Regions from separate parts of the Mus musculus genome. Here region 1 is linked to region 2. Evidence: chromatin loops called from intact Hi-C (ENCODE). Cell type or tissue: left cerebral cortex. All regions are shown on one strand.

Region 1 (8,000 bases), 1.7 Mb after region 2:
CAGGTATCCACAGATTACTAGATACAGAGCCAGCAAAGTTCTACCAGAATAGGAACAACATAGATCCCACCCATTATTTGATCCTTGCATTTGCAATACCAATTTTTATGTCTGAAATTTCAGTTTTGCCTTCCAGTGACAGAGACACTATATGTTTTTATTTATTTTTTCCAGACAGGGTGTTGATAAGTAGTCTTGGCTGGACTAGAACTCATGACACTCCTCCTCTGCCTCTATAACATCTTTGGTAGTCTTGATTTGTGGTCTCCAAAAGAGATTCCAGGAGTCCACAGTGGACTTTGTTGGGGAAGACAAAATTACAAAGGATCATGAGACTCCTGAAATTTTTTAATTTCTTTCTTCAGAGATTTGAAGTTTTTATCATACAGATCTTTCACTTCCTTAGTTAGAGTCACGCCAAGATATTTTATATTATTTGTGACTATTGAGAAGGGTGTTGTTTCCCTAATTTCTTTCTCAGCCTGTTTATTCTTTGTATAGAGAAAGGCCATTGACTTGTTTGAGTTTATTTTATATCCAGCTACTTCACCGAAGCTGTTTATCAGGTTTAGGAGTTCTCTGGTAGAATTTTTAGGGTCACTTATATATACTATCATATCATCTGCAAAAAGTGATATTTTGACTTCCTCTTTTCCAATTTGTATCCCCTTGATCTCCTTTTGTTGTCGAATTGCTCTGGCTAATACTTCAAGTACTATGTTGAAAAGGTAGGGAGAAAGTGGGCAGCCTTGTCTAGTCCCTGATTTTAGTGGGATTGCTTCCAGCTTCTCTCCATTTACTTTGATGTTGGCTACTGGTTTGCTGTAGATTGCTTTTATCATGTTTAGGTATGGGCCTTGAATTCCTGATCTTTCCAAAACTTTTATCATGAATGGGTGTTAGATCTTGTCAAATGCTTTTTCTGCATCTAACGAGATGATCATGTGGTTTTTGTCTTTGAGTTTGTTTATATAATGGATTACATTGATGGATTTTCGTATATTAAACCATCCCTGCATACCTGGAATAAAACCTAGTTTTTCTAAAGAGAGGACAGGATATTTTTCCTTCACAAAATATTCAATAGATCTATATCCACTTTTTTACATGCCTTTTATGAACATTAATGGAAATCTCTTTATGTCATATTACTATTAATAGTCACACTTAAACATAAAAGACAAGCTAAGCATAGTGGTGTGTACCTGCAGAACTCCAGCTACTAGTGAGTTTAAGTAAGGAGAACACTTGAGCTTAGGAGTTTCAGACCAGCCTAGGCAACATAGTGACACCCCGAGTCTTACAATTCCTTAAATTATTTAAAATATAAGCACAAATGAAAAGGGTAACATGGCAGAACTAAACTTAGTGAAATATTTAAAGAAACAGCGAATTCAAGTTTCATATTTTAAGACACACAGGGAACACAGTTTTCACTTATTATTTACAGCAATCTGAGGTACTTAAACTATTCATCTGCACCCCCCTAGCTTGGTCCTGAGAAACTTGGTCCAGAGTACTTATGGTGGTTCTCAGCTCACAAGAAGGAAGATGTTGATCGTGTCAGCTGTGGTTCTTTCACTGTGAGATGAGAGATATGACTAGATGCTATTTTGGATCCTTATGAGGCCATGAAAAGCTGAGACCCAGGAAAGGTGTTACACACCTTTAATCCCAGGAGACAGGGCCAAGCAGATCTCTGAGTTCAAGGCTAGCCTGGGACAGAGCAAGTTCCAAGTAAAGAACAGCTTAGGTCCAAGCATGGTGGTATACTCCTTTAATTTGGACCATACCTTCTGCTGGAGGTCTACATAAGGACACTGGGAGAGGGAAGGCTCTCTTCTTTTTTGCCTGCTTGCACTTACTTGCCGGCACATCTGTTGGAACCTACTTCAAGATTCCAGTGTATACAGAAGACCAGCTGAAACACCTAGCCTTGTGAGACCGAGCAACTACTAGATTCTTGGACTTCCCATTCACAGCTGCCCATTGTTGGGTTAGTTTGACTGCAGACTTTAAGTCATTTCAAATTTCTCTTAATATACAGAGACATTCCATAAATTTTGTGACTTTAGAACCCTGACTAATATAGAGTCCCAACTCTATCTTTTGAATATGAGAATTACAAACAGGCTAGACAGTGGTGACAAACTCCTTTAATCACAGCACTTGGAAGGCAGAAGCAGACATATCTCTGAGTTTGAGGCCAGCCTCGTCTAGAGTGAGTTCCAAGACAGCCAGGACTACACAGAGAAAGCCTGTCTGAAAATACAAAACAAAAGAATTGCGAAAAAGCTGTTATGCCCACATGTGTTCTGGGGACTCTTTCCAATGCTCACCTTGATTTCTGAAACAAGATCTTTCACTGGGACCTAAAGTTTACTGATTAGACTAGGGGCCCCCATGATCTTCCTATTTCCACCTTCCCAGTATTGGGGTTATAAGTATGTATCACCCCATCTGGCCTTTACAGGAGTGCTAACACCTGAGCTGGGGCCCTCATGATTACACAGCAAGCATCTTATCAAGTGCACTAAGTTCTCAGCCCTTTGCTTATATTATTTTAACGGTAACTCTTAAGCTTTTTGACTTAAAAGACATGATAATTCCTACACCCTCTCTCCTAAGGCAATAAAGGACTCAGAACACTTTAACCCCAGTCTTTTCTCAGTCTCCTGTCATACTACTTCCTAGACTTAATTCTATTTTTTTTCTTTTTTCTTTTTTTTTTGTTTTGTTTTTTTGTTTTTTGTTTTTTCAAGACAGGGTTTCTCTGAGTAGCCCTGGCTGTCCTGGAACTCACTCTGTAGACCAGGCTGGCCTCAAACTCAGAAATCCTCTTGCCTCTGCCTCCCAAGTGCTGGGATTAAAGGTGTGCGCCACCACCGCCTGGCTAATTCTATTATTTTTAACTCTTCTACAATTAGTCTTTACTACTGCTATTTATTCCATATACCATGTTCTATTTACGTTGTTGTTTTCAGTTTAAATTCCACTGTTACTAATCTCAATGTAGTTTTTGCCCTAGTCTTTTTTCTAAATTATCATACTCAATAATTTCTAACTACTGTGAACACAAAGTTGACTACTATTTTCTGATTCATATTCTCTTACCACTATTTCACACTTCACACATATTAAGAAGCCTTCAAACAGAACCATTACTGAAGAAATGTTAAAATCAACATTTTTAAATCTAGGCTAAAAAAATGGAGAAAATTCTTTCTAAATGTCAATACCTTCCTGAAGAGACTCCTCCATGTACATTCATAAAGTGAAGCTTGCTAAATGACTATTTTATAGACATAGGTCTTTCCTTTTTTGCCTTAAAAATTCAAATAATGTACACTCACCAAGTATTCTAGATTTGTCAAATAACATACAGGAAAAGGTCTTCTCTTTTACAGATACAGGAACATATCAGTGGACATGCTAGACGATGTGACTAAACTACTAAAAGGAAGAATAACGATCAGCTTGACACTCTAATGAAATGATGTCTAACTTCTGAAACCAATATAAACTAATCTCAACTTAAAAAACAAATAAAAATCGAGTTCAGAGCTTATAAGAATTGACTTGAAAAATGTGTCAGAAACATGCATATACTTAGAGAAGATGGCACAATATAGCACAAACTACAGAAACCTACCTCATCCATTTTTTATTATGATTTAAAAAAAACACACAGAACACAGGGGACCTACCTAATACCACTCAGAAAAGATGACAAGGCCCTAAGCAAGTTAGGCCTCTGCAAGTGAATAGTTGCTGCAGCAGGATAAAAGCAGGGGAGCGCTGGATGGGGTGTGCAATTGTCTACTTGCAGATTCACAGACTTTCCCAGGAGAACTATCTGGAGTATTCTGGTTATCCAGAGGAAAAGGGAGAAAATATGAGGGCCTTTTCACTGACTACCTACCCCCAAAATAAATACAACTAAAAGGTCAGACAACTGCTCTTTAATCATTAAAATGTAGGGGAGGAAAGTCCACCTCTGCAGCTCTGGTGATTGTTTTGCTCCTGAGCAAAGGCAAGCCTGGACCAACATATGTGCCCCTAAGGTGCCACAGAACTCATAGGAAGTAGTGTTTTTCAACAAGGATTGAAGGATACTATAACGAGCCTGAGACCTTGCTTGATGAATAAGAAAGAAGCACTAAATCTCTGCACTTGGCATCTGACTACATCAATGGAACACAGAATTATGTCCAAAGACCAGAAAACAATTAGCAGCAGTATCAAGCCTTCCAGGAATGGGAGCATCATGGGTCAGGATGGTCAGGAAAGGACTGAGGAGCATGTGGTCTGTAACAAAAGCACCCACTGCATAGTGGTTGCACATAATGTGCCCAAGGAGAGTACACTAGACATTCGTTTTTTTAAAAATAATAACCAATTCCCATTCTACGGTTGAAGGTGTTAACTCAGAAAAGATAAACAGAAAGCTCTGGGTATAATGGTGTACACCTTTAATCCCAACACGCATGAGGCTAAAGCAGGTCACGTTGAGGCCAGCTTGGTCTACATAGTGAGTTCTAGGTTAGCTTGGACTCTTTACAGTTCTCTTTACAGCTCTTTCTATCATAGTAATGGGTAGAAACATTTTCAACTGGGACTTTTACGTTTTATACTTGTAATTACATTTTAAGAATAAAAGCAAAGAGTAACCTCTATCTCTGCTTAGCCCCTCTTCAACTCTCCACTGGAATGCCATGTCGTGCAGAACTCCTTCCTTGCCATCTATGGTTTGGCAGTAGGGGGGAGGGATGGGGGAGGGAGTATTTTCCTCAAATAAACCCTGCATTCCTTTATGAGCAATCCTCAGAGCCATTAACATATGGAAATGTTTCTCCTACATTTGCAGAAATTTCTTTTGGTGGCAAAGACAAGCTGATCTAATGTGAAACTCTTTTTATAGTCTTTACTTATTGCTTAGTGTGAACATTCATATTCCAATGGAGAAATAATAGTGGCTGTAACTAAGGGGTACTGCCTGGACTACTCTGGCTATTAGAGTATGCTTATAGAGTATGCATATGATTTTTAAAATCAAGACGTTTCTAGCTTACAAGCCACATTTGGCCCCAACGTGTTTCAAACAAGAAACACTGAACTTATTTTACGTTATTCATAAAATTCACCGTATTGTGCTATGAACATTTTTTTTTTTCTTTTACAGTGCTGCAATCCAATCCAGGGCCTTGAGACTACCAGGTAAACTACCACTAAGTCACACCACTGGCAGTACCATTTATTCATTTTATGTAGTTTGTATGATGCCTTGCATAGAAAAGATACACAATAAATTCTTCCTGAGTGAGAGGTCAAGGAATTAGCTAAGAAGAAAAAAAAAAGGTTAATGGTTTGGAAATGACCACCAACTGCTACTTCCTTCTCTGACTCTCAAAGCCCTAAAAATAGCTGCTGCCAACTGAAGGCAAGCAATATAGCTGATGTCTTTGCTCTGAACAAAAATAGCTCAGTGGTCTTACATTGGGCACTCACACATAACTTTTGCCAAGCAGGAAGCATAGCAGGCGTATTCATACCTGAGATTATATGCACAGTTTCACAGGACCCCTTGATGCTGATGCTCTGTGCCCAGAAGTTTTGTTGGCTGTAAAGCAGCAACCAGAGTGGTCATAGGGTCCTCTCAGGGGGATTTCTAACAAGGGAGGGGCAGTAACAGTTGCCCACACTCTGGTCAGATGCAAGCCTTGGGAGTTTTTCACTCCTGCCTACTGTTCCCAGAGTAGAGTTAGTTCACTGTTCTCCTTCAGTGTGCTCTGTCCAACCTAACAGACTTCTTTCATCCAAAAGAGGCAGTAAGGAAGGACCTCGAGGGGGGTGTCCCGATGGGGGGAAAAAGAGGAAGGGAGGAGGAAGAGGAGAGAAAAAAAAAGGTCCCAGAATTCTGCAAAGCAGCCGCAGCAACTGTTCAAAAGCCAGAATGCCTGACTTGTGAGTAAAGTGAATAAAATAGCGATAAGGGAGTAGGGTGATAACTGGCTAGCAAAGGACTGGATTAAAGTCGGAAACCTCTTAAATAAATGCAAGCTCTCATGAGTGACAGAGGCCTTGGGGAGAATGAGTTATATCAGTGGGCAGTTTCCACCGTTCTCTGGGCTGCTCTCTGTTTACCTGGTAACACAGGATGGTTTGCTGCACCAGCCTCGCGTACCCGTCCAGGCGGACCCCAGAATTGCTCCTGCTCCGCATCTCGCCCAAGCTCATGGGCCACGGAGCTGGACCTGCCCGCTGGTGTCCGCCAAAGTTGCCGCCTCCAAGCTGACCTGGTCCTCAAAACATTCAGCGTCAATGAGTTTCTTCAAAGGGGGCCGAGAGGAAGAGTTTTCAAACTGAGAGACCCAAAGTATGACTTGCAAGGCGAGCCAACCAGAGTGTCGCGCCGCTGGGCGGTGCGGGGGAGGAGACGGGGGTGGCGCTATCGCGGCCCGGCTTCCTCCCGGTCAGCAGCTGCCCCGAGGGTTTCTAGTCCCACCACCATGCTCGACAGAACCTAGACTGGGCACTAGGCTGGAGAAAGGCCTTGGCGGTACCCCTCTGTTTTGGGAGGCGGCTCCGGGTTGCTTGGGAGCTCACCTAAGCTTTACTAGGCTCCGCCCCCCTCGTGGGGCGGACTCTCCAAGTCTCCGCCTAAAGGGAGAGGGTCTACAGAGGAAGGCCGCTGGGAGCGGCGGGGAGCTGGGCTCTTAACGGAAATTCAGTTTTTTTTATTGACTTTGCTCCTACCTCAACCTGCTTCCAACCGCGGCTGAGGCTAAAGGAGCAGAGTCCTTCGGTCGCGGCCCCCGGGGTACGGAGGCCACCCCTCACGCCGGCCCGAACCAAGAAGCGGAACCCGTGCAGTCCCGCCCGGAAGGAACGCGTTGGGGGGGCGGTACCGATCTGCTCGCAGCTCCGCCCCCAGTCCGCCTCCTCCGTGGGGTTTGGAGCCCTCCTTGTCATGGCCTGACCAGGAAGGAAAATGGGGCAGCCCGCAGGAGTATGGAGAACTTGGATGGAAGCAGAGAACAAGTCGGCTTTCTGGGTCGGCAATGACAAGGTCTCCTGAGCGGAGCCGCCAAACCCACCGGAGACTAGAAAGAGGCTGGGCCGCCTGGGCATCCTTCGGATGACCGGCCGTCATAGCCCCGCCCTGTCCTGGGCCTCACCTGAGGACAGAGTCCCCATAGTGGAGCTCAGCACTGAAAGCAAGAAAGGGAGGCCTGAGTACTGTCCTCCACATACACTCCTGGTACCCGTGGCTCCTGGCCTTAGCTCCTGGGAGAATTTTGCAGTTCATTTATAATAGTATATTTTGAAATTTGGCATCCCATTAGTTGTCAAGGTTGCTAACCACAGGCCGCATTCTTTGATCCTGTCTTCATTGTCCATCAAAATCTGGCCCACAAATAAATTTGACTGGGCAGCTGTTCTAATGTAATTGCTTCCACAAGCACTTTGTTATTCTCCACTTTGACCCATTTCATTGTCTAAAACTTACCTTTGCCTTAAAGACTAGGTCAGCCCACTCATTAGCGTTTCCAATTTTCTGGATTCCTATAGCAGTTTCCTCAGTAAAGATGGGGCAACGAGTCAGTTCGAACTGCACTTTATTCCATTTCTGATTTATATAGACATTTGTGTTACTGTTTCAGTTGTTTGACTTTTACTGTTTTTATCTGTTGGGGTAAACCTCATGCCTTGTAATGTGACAAGGTCAAGTGCGTGTAGCACATACTTGACTCAGAGTGGCACTTAAACCAGAGCTATTTTCAGCACCATTTGGAAATAGTGTATTGTTTACATTTTAACTGAGGCATACTTTTCTAACTGGATTATGAGATGCTTATGAAATAGCTTGGTATCTCCCACCACACCTGGCACAGAGTTGATTGTACATGTGTCTAGGGCTCAATGTTGATGGACTGAAAATGAGTCCTGCTTATTTGACTCCCCTTATAGTTAGTCTTTAACTAAAGCACCCAACCCCT
Region 2 (8,000 bases):
AAGAGGAGCGTGTCCATGATCTCTTTCTCAGCATGCTTGTTACTCATATGTAGTAAGACTGGTAAATTTTGTAAGTCAATTATGTATCATAACACTTTGTTGAAATTATTGATAATTTCTACAATTTTCTAGTCAAATTTTGGGAACATTGGGTATAAGATAATATTATCGGCAATTGAAAATAAAAATATTTGCATATATTATACAGAATAGTAGATTACATTTTATATTTCACTCATTTATTTAATATTCTTGGTCCTTTTCTATTTTAATGTTTTTCAGGAATTTGAGATTTATTAAGTTTTGCTTACTCATATAAATAACCCAGACTTTCAAATTCACAAAACTTGTGATTCCTATAAACACTATTTACTAGAGCTAGAGTGAAGTTAGGCTTCGCCACATCTGTCTTTTGAGGGACACTAAGTTAAAGAGAGTCAGAGTTAGAATATTTCAGTTTACAGAACTGCAAAGCAATTTTCTAGAATCCAATATGCAAAATGGTCAATTTGCTGAATGACTACCGCACGGCACAATTTTGCCTTTGTGAATCCTTTTGTTCGCTTGATGGGTTTTCATTTTTAAGGAATATTGAATTTGCCTTTGCCCTAGTTCCTTGTCACTACAGTTGAATCTGGGGAGAATAAAGAACACAAAAAGATTATATAAATATGAATAACTTTTATTAACAATATGTCTATTATAATATAACAAAATGATGTGTGGATATTCAGAATGTAGTTTTGAATAGGACCCCATTAATGAAGGATACTAGGAGAGGGTATGTGCTAAAACTCCATTCCTCTTATGATTCGAGAGTATAAAAATATTTTGCTTACAGCTTTCAATTTCTCTTTTTTTCACTTTCCCTCCATTCTGGCAACATTTCTTCTTTAGCATATCTCAAATCCTTCAAAACATCAAAACCTTTTCATTCTCATTTGCTCTTCTCTGATGCTTTAGATGTCCGCCCCTCTCAGCATCAGCCTTTGGGGTTGTTGGTGGGAACAACTTCAGGGAACCAGAGGTGATGGATGACTCCAAGGAAACAGAGTCTTCCAGACACAACAGGACTGACAAACATATGAACTCATAGAGACTGTGACAGTGCACACAAGATCTGCACAGGTTCAAGGTAGATAACATCTGAGCACTGACAGGGGAGATAGACACAAAGTCCTTCCCCTACCTAAGAAGCTACTTGCAATTGGCAATTGCTGGATAATTGCTGGGTATATTCACCACACTCTGGAGAAGGCCCCGCGACTACAGTAATTAACCAAATTTATTCTGCCTCACTCCTTTAGAGGGTTTCAATTCAAGATTGTTGCAAAAACTGGCAAAGCAGCTCAGTCTGTGGTGGTGGGGTCATGTGGTAGAGGCTTTTCACATTGCGGTGGATCAGGAAGCTGAAAGTGAGGTTCCAAGCTAGAACCTTTAAAGTTCCATCCCTAGTGACCCATTCCTGCCAGCTAGTCCTTACCCTGAAAGGTCCTAAAGCTCCCCCAAATGTCACTACCCACTGAGAATAAGTATTCAAAATGTGAGCCTCAAACATGTCAGATCCAAACCATAGTAATCTGTTTGGCATTTAAAAAAATTATTTTTAAATTTTTTTCATACGATATATTGATTAAATTCTTCCCCTGCCCCAACTGCTTCTAGATACTTCCCATCTCCATACCCATCCAAATTCATGTCACTTCTTCCTCTCTCTCTCAAACAAAGTTGAAAATAAAAACAAACTATCTTTAAAAAAAAAAGAGAAGAAAACCTAACAAGACAAAAAATTATCCAAATGAAAAGTGCACATAAACCATGTAGTCCATTATGTATTGGCCAACTACACCTAGTCGTGGGGCCTTCTCCAGAGTGTGGTGAATATACCCAGCAATTATCCAGCAATTGCCAATTGCAAGTAGCTTCTTGGCTAGGGGAAGCTTTGTGTCTATTTCCCCTGTCAGTGCTCAGATATTATCTACCTTGAACCTGTGCAGATCTTGTGTGCGCTGTCACAGTCTCTATGAGTTCATATGTTTGTCAGTCCTGTTGTGTCTGGAAGACTCTGTTTCCTTGGAGTCATCCATCACATCTGGCTCCTACACCCCTTCTGCCTCCTTTTCTGCATAGAGCCCTGAGCCTTGAGGGGATTTGAGAAAGACATCCCATTTAAGGATAAATACTTCTTCGTACACATCTCAAAAATATATAACCCATTTCTGGTATTTAGAATTTTATTTGGTAGCATAAGATATCTAATTGGGGCACTGTCTCCTCCATTATATGACAACTCCATTTAAACTCCTTTTTGTGCTTGTATATATATTTAGGAAGTTCCTATATTAGTTTTCTATATGGCTTTTCAAGACATTTAGTCTTAGTTAGCCTCTCCACAGTCCCTTCTCTACTCTGCCCTCCCACCCCTTTCATCCCTCTGTTCTAATTTTCCTTTTATTCTTTTATAATACTATATTCTATATCCCCTGTCTTGGAATATCCTCTCTTCCTCCTCTAAGAATATTCTAAATGAAACACACGTATCAAAAGCATAAAAGCTAACACATATAAGACAACATTTATCTTTCTGGGTCTTGGTTACTTCATTCAGGATGATTGTTTCTAGTTCTACCCATTTACCTGCAAATTTCATTTTTCTTGGCAGCTGAATAATATATATTACATTTTCATTATCCATTCATCAATTTGTAGACATCTAGTCTGTTTCCAATTTCTGGCTATTATGAACAGAGCATCAGTGAACATGGATGAGCAAGTATCTCTCTAGTAAGATATAATCTTTTAAGTATATGGCCAACAGTGGTACAGATGGATCTTGTTGTACATTAATATTTAGCTTTTTGAGACACTTCCACACTGATTTTCACACTGGCTGCTGTATCAGTTTGTACTCCCATTAGCAATGAATAAGTGTTCCCATCCACCCCCCATCATCTTCAGCATCTGCTGTCATTTGTTTTATTACTCTTGGGCACTCTCACTGGGGTAAGATGAAATCTCATGAGCACACAAAAATAGTAACCTTTCTACATACAGATAACAAACATACTGAGAAAGAAATCAGGGAAACTACCTTTCACAACAGCCTCAAAAATACCTTGGATTAATTCTAACCAAGCAAGTGAAATATTTGTGTAATGCATACTTTAAGATCTTGAAGAAAGAAAATGAAAAAGAAGGTAGAAAGACCTCCCGTGCTCATGACTGACTCAGGGGGATTATTATTACAATGCAGTCCATCACAGAAGCTGGAAAATATGGTTTTCAACTTTATATGGAAACACACACACACACAGGCCAAAACCAAAACCAGACACAAATAAATAAACAAACAAACAACTCAGGATGGCTAGAGTATCCTGAATAATAAAAGGACTGTTAGAAGTATCACTATCCCAGATTTCACATTGTATAACAGAGCTTTAGTAATAAAAAAAAAAAACAGTATGGTATTAGCATAAAAACAGACATAGTGATCAATGGAATCAAATTAAAGTCCCAGCCATAAGTCCACACATCCATGGACACCTGATTTTTGACAAAAATGAAAAAAAATACACATTGGAAAAAAAGACAGCATCTTTGGTTCATTCAAAGTAGATGGTTAGCTTGTAGAGGAATGTAAATAGATCCATATTTATCACTCTGCACAACACTCATCTCCAAATGGATCAAGGATCTCAACATGGGGTCTGACACCCTGAATCTGTTAAATGGGATAATAAGGAATAACCTTGAACTCATTGGTACAGGAAAGAAGTTTATATACTGCACCCTAATAGAACAAGTATTGAGATCAATAATTAATAAACAGGACCACATGAAGCTAAAAAGCATCTGTAAGGAAAAGGACACCATCGTTTGAGCAAAGAAGCAGCCTACAGAATGGAAAAAGTCTTTATCAATTATACATCTGAGAGAGAGTTAGAATCTGAAATATATAAAGAACTAAACAAAGAAAGAAGGAAAGAAAGAAAAACAATAAACTCTGTACATCAAGAACATAAGGAACCCAATTGAATATGTGGTATAGAACTAAGCATAGATTTTTATTTATGTTTTTTATTAGATAGTTTCTTTATATACATTTCAAATGCTATCCCGAAAGTTCCCTATACCCTCCCCACGCCCTGCTCCCCTACCTACCCTCTCCCGCTTCTTAAAACAATGAAATACAAATGGCTGAGAAACACTTAAAATATGTTCAACATTCTTAGCCATCAGGAAAACACCATTTAAAATTCCTGTCTCTCCTGTCTGCTCCCTGAGGGAGACACATAGCTTAGGGAAGAATCTAGGCCTCTCATTTAGTCTTTGTCAGAGGACATTTGCATCCATAGATATTGTCGAAAAAAATGTGGATGGGGACAGAAGAAAGGCTTTGCTGTAGTCACCAGTGATGGAATGAAGGTCAAGCATGAGATGGAGGTGAGAGACAAGAGAAAGGAAAGACAAGAAAGGAGACAAGGAAATGAAAGCTTCGAGTTAATGTGTTTATTTTTCTCATAATAGTAGCAGTAGACTGTTTCTTCAAATTATTGTATTTGGGTTATGTATTTATTGGAGATACAATTTACATGCGGTAAAATAAAATTTTCACAAATAACATACAAATTTCTTAGACCCCTCTAAAGTCAATTCTCACCTCCGCTGAGGCAATCATTGCTATGATTTCTGTCATCATGAATCAGACTTGGAAGGCCTAGAATTTCACGAGAATGAAAATGTACATGTATTCTTTCTTCTTCACCCAACAGAAGCGTTTTCAAGGTTATGTTGTGTATGTTGGCAGCTCACTTCATTTTATTGTTGTATTGTGTTCTATTATATAACTATAACACATTCTATAAGTTGTCATAAAGTTAAACATTTATGTCATTTCCTGTTTTTGTCTATTCTGGAGAAAGCTACTGTGAACATGCATGTATACATCTTCTTATGGACACATGTTTTCATTTCTACCCAGTACATACTTAGGAATGAAGTTATGGGATCACAGAACAGTTGGGAAGCTTTGCCTCTGGATTATTCAGTCCCCCCAGCTCTTTGCCTGGCTGCCTCCCTGCTGAATCTAATGTATTGAGATTTCAGAAGAAATTGTACAGATGGTCTTCATTTATTTTCCTATAAGTTTTAGAGAGGGAGTGGGAATAAGGTCTGGGAAGAAATTGATGCACCACTTTAAGTGTCCGTGACTTAGACCCAGGCAAGGTTGTACATACCTTTAATGCCAGGAAAGAGAAGTAAGCTGATCTCTAAGTTCAAGGCCAGCCTGGGACAAAGTAAGTTCCAAGTAAAGAACAGCTTAGATCCAGGTGTGATATTACACATCTTTAATCTGGGCCATACCTTCTGCTGGAGGCCTACATAGGACAATGGAAGAAGGAAGGCTTCCTTCTTCTTTGCCTGCTTGCACTTACTTGCCAGCGCATCTGTTGGAACCTATGTCAAGATTCCAGTGTATACAGAAGACCAGCTGAAACACTTAGCCTTGTGAGACCAAGCAACTACTAGATTTTTTGATTTCCCATTCACAGCTGCCCTTTGTTGGGTTATTTGGATTGCAGGCTGTAAGTCCAACAATTTCCCTTAATATAGAGAGACATTCCGTAAGTTCTGTGACTGTAGAGAACCCTGACTAGTACAATGAGTAAATGAACAGAGTATAGTCTTAGCTTTTCTTTTAATAATTCTGAAGAAGATAGTTTTATGAATTTTTTTTCATTTTTTCCCCAAGATTCCTTTAGATGGTATGTGTCTGTCTTGTGGGTTCATAATAGACACTAAGTAGATTATGAATGAATTAATGGATGAATGAAAACATTAGACAGGTAGACAACAACAACAACAACAACCAGTTACTGTAATAAAGACATGGAACGGTGCAGTCCACTAGGAAATGAGGAGGTTTGTTTTTCAGGAGTGTGGTCCAGACTGGAGAAGCAGCTCTGCTCCATAGCTAATCATAAACCCAAGTTCCTTCTGCTGTGTGGCTCTGGCCTTCTCTAGGCGGGTTGCTGTGGGTTGTACATGGTGCCATGTATGAAGCATGTCTACTCTCCTAAATGTTGGTTCTAGTAGTGGTCTAGCCATTTCTTTTTGCATTCCACTCAACTATCTGACCAAACCTCATCTCAAAGCAGACTATGAAAAAGTAGTTCAGTTGTGTTTCAGGAAGAAAGGAAAGTGGGTCACAATAGTGAGAGTTTGGATTTCTTTTAAAAAAACCAGCTATGTTATTATGAATATGTTTTTGTTTTAGTCCAAGATATGGGATATGGGGATGCTTGAATTCTCCCACAGCCATTGTCTTTATTTTTGATGGCTTCAGATAGTTTAATTCTGGGAACCCTGGAGAGGGAATAAATGAATGGTAGAGCCCCAAGAAAGCTTATAGTGGCTGTTGCTTCCCTGCCTCCCACCTCGCTGCTGTTGCGTTTGCTATTGCTAGATTGCTGTATTACTGGGTTGATGGTTTGCTGGTTTGCTGATTTACTGTTGCAAACAGTAAAACAGTATTTGCTGGACTGCTAGATACTAACCCTAATCAGCAGGAAGTAGTCTATTTTGTTGGCTGAAAGAGGTCTATGCCCCTTTCCTTCTAACCCTCTTTCTCTCCTACCTATTGTTGGGCGGTCAGAAGGGATTAGGGTGGAATAAGTGTTGGAAGGGAGGTAGGCTTATAAGAACCTAATAAAACAGTAAAGCAAATGTGCCAAGAGATCACAATGAGTAAGTCATGGTATTTGCCCTTACGAGCAAGTCTTTAAATCACCTAAGAAGTTGCTTGTGCACCACTGCTCTCTTCATACTCTGAGGGATGCACAATGTTCTTCGGATGTCACTGACATTTGATTCTCCACTGACTTGTATATGTATTCTCATACAGTGATGTGATTGGATTTGGGCAAGAAGATTATTTACTATTTCTGAATTCTTGTCTGATGTTATTATAATAGGCAAGGGTTGAATGTGTTTCAGAAGCAGGGTCTGGCAAGAGGGGAGCAAGCCGAGGGATGTTGTTCCTTCCCCCGTGTATTTACCTCCCAGTGGGGAGCTGAGATTAAAGTCTCTAGTCTCTGTCCTTTCTTGAAAAATGCTCTCAAACCAGATGTGCCCTTTCCCATTCACCACTATTATCCAACAATTTTCCCCTCCTCTCTGCCTTCACAGATCCCAATAGTTTTGACTGTCTATGACAGTATATAATTGAATGCAGGGTATCTTCCCTACACTGTGATTAGTCAAACTTCATCCATATGCAGTTGAATCATCTTTAAGATGAAGCTAACGTCTCCAGGCTACAAATTCCTCCAGAGGTGCTGAGTGGCAAGTGCTTGGCTGTTCCTCTATGATGACACTAATGCCAATTCTATTAGCCGAGTGCTTTCTCTACTCTACTTTTACTCCCTCTTCTCTCATGACCTTAGCACTACCATTTTCTTTACGTCAGGCCTATCACAGTCTACGAGCTAAGCTTATGTTGTCAACAGGTTCCTTGAAATGGCATCCTATATTTGGCTTGTAACCAGATTCTGGGACTATCTCCATGGCAATCATAGCCGGTCAGAGAGAGAAAAAAAATCCCCTGAAGAGAAAGAGCTAGAGTTTAATGAATCTCAGAGCAAAATTATTCATCTCAAAATAAATGATATTCTCTAGATGCTAGAACAGCTGCTGAACAAAACACATTCTCTGGCAAGTGAGAAGCAGGACGACCTGCAGATCTCAAATTAAAATACAAAAACAAACAGGTGTGCACGATTTTATGAATGACAGAGCTCACACACTTATGCTTCTAGTGACATAGCAGATGTTTCTCCACTTCTTGAATCTAGGCTGGTCATATGACTTGTTTTGGGCAAAGAGATACTAGAGAATATGAAGAAAGCAGAGGCTTCAAATATGCTTATGCATTTTTAGTTTTCTCTCTTGTGGCACTGGAACCATGAGACCTAAACTAGCCCTTTAGATGGTAGCAA

The links. Hi-C counts contacts between places; a loop is a spot of excess contacts. Peaks named below come from ENCODE experiments on the same cell type or tissue, not always from the same donor. Only the 100,000 strongest peaks of a DNase experiment are listed, where the experiment ranks them.
Region 1: a loop joins it to region 2, with 18 times the contacts of the local background. A loop is called at or near these places in 5 of 42 quality-filtered maps.

Annotation. Positions count from the first base shown.
Region 1 is chrX:160,501,049-160,509,048 of GRCm38, reverse strand. Phka2 (phosphorylase kinase alpha 2) reads right to left here and starts at 6,887. Exons shown (of 33, transcript NM_172783.4): 1 at 6,145-6,887. The coding sequence starts at 6,222. In left cerebral cortex, a CTCF peak has its summit at 6,438; DNase peaks (open chromatin) are centred at 4,841, 5,841, 6,673 and 6,876; H3K4me3 peaks cover 2,186 bases; H3K27ac peaks cover 1,504 bases.
Region 2 is chrX:162,243,763-162,251,762 of GRCm38, reverse strand. No RefSeq gene overlaps it. Among named protein-coding and RNA genes, the nearest start is that of Nhs, 88 kb to the right of the region's middle. In left cerebral cortex, no CTCF peak of the experiment used is centred here; no DNase peak of the experiment used is centred here.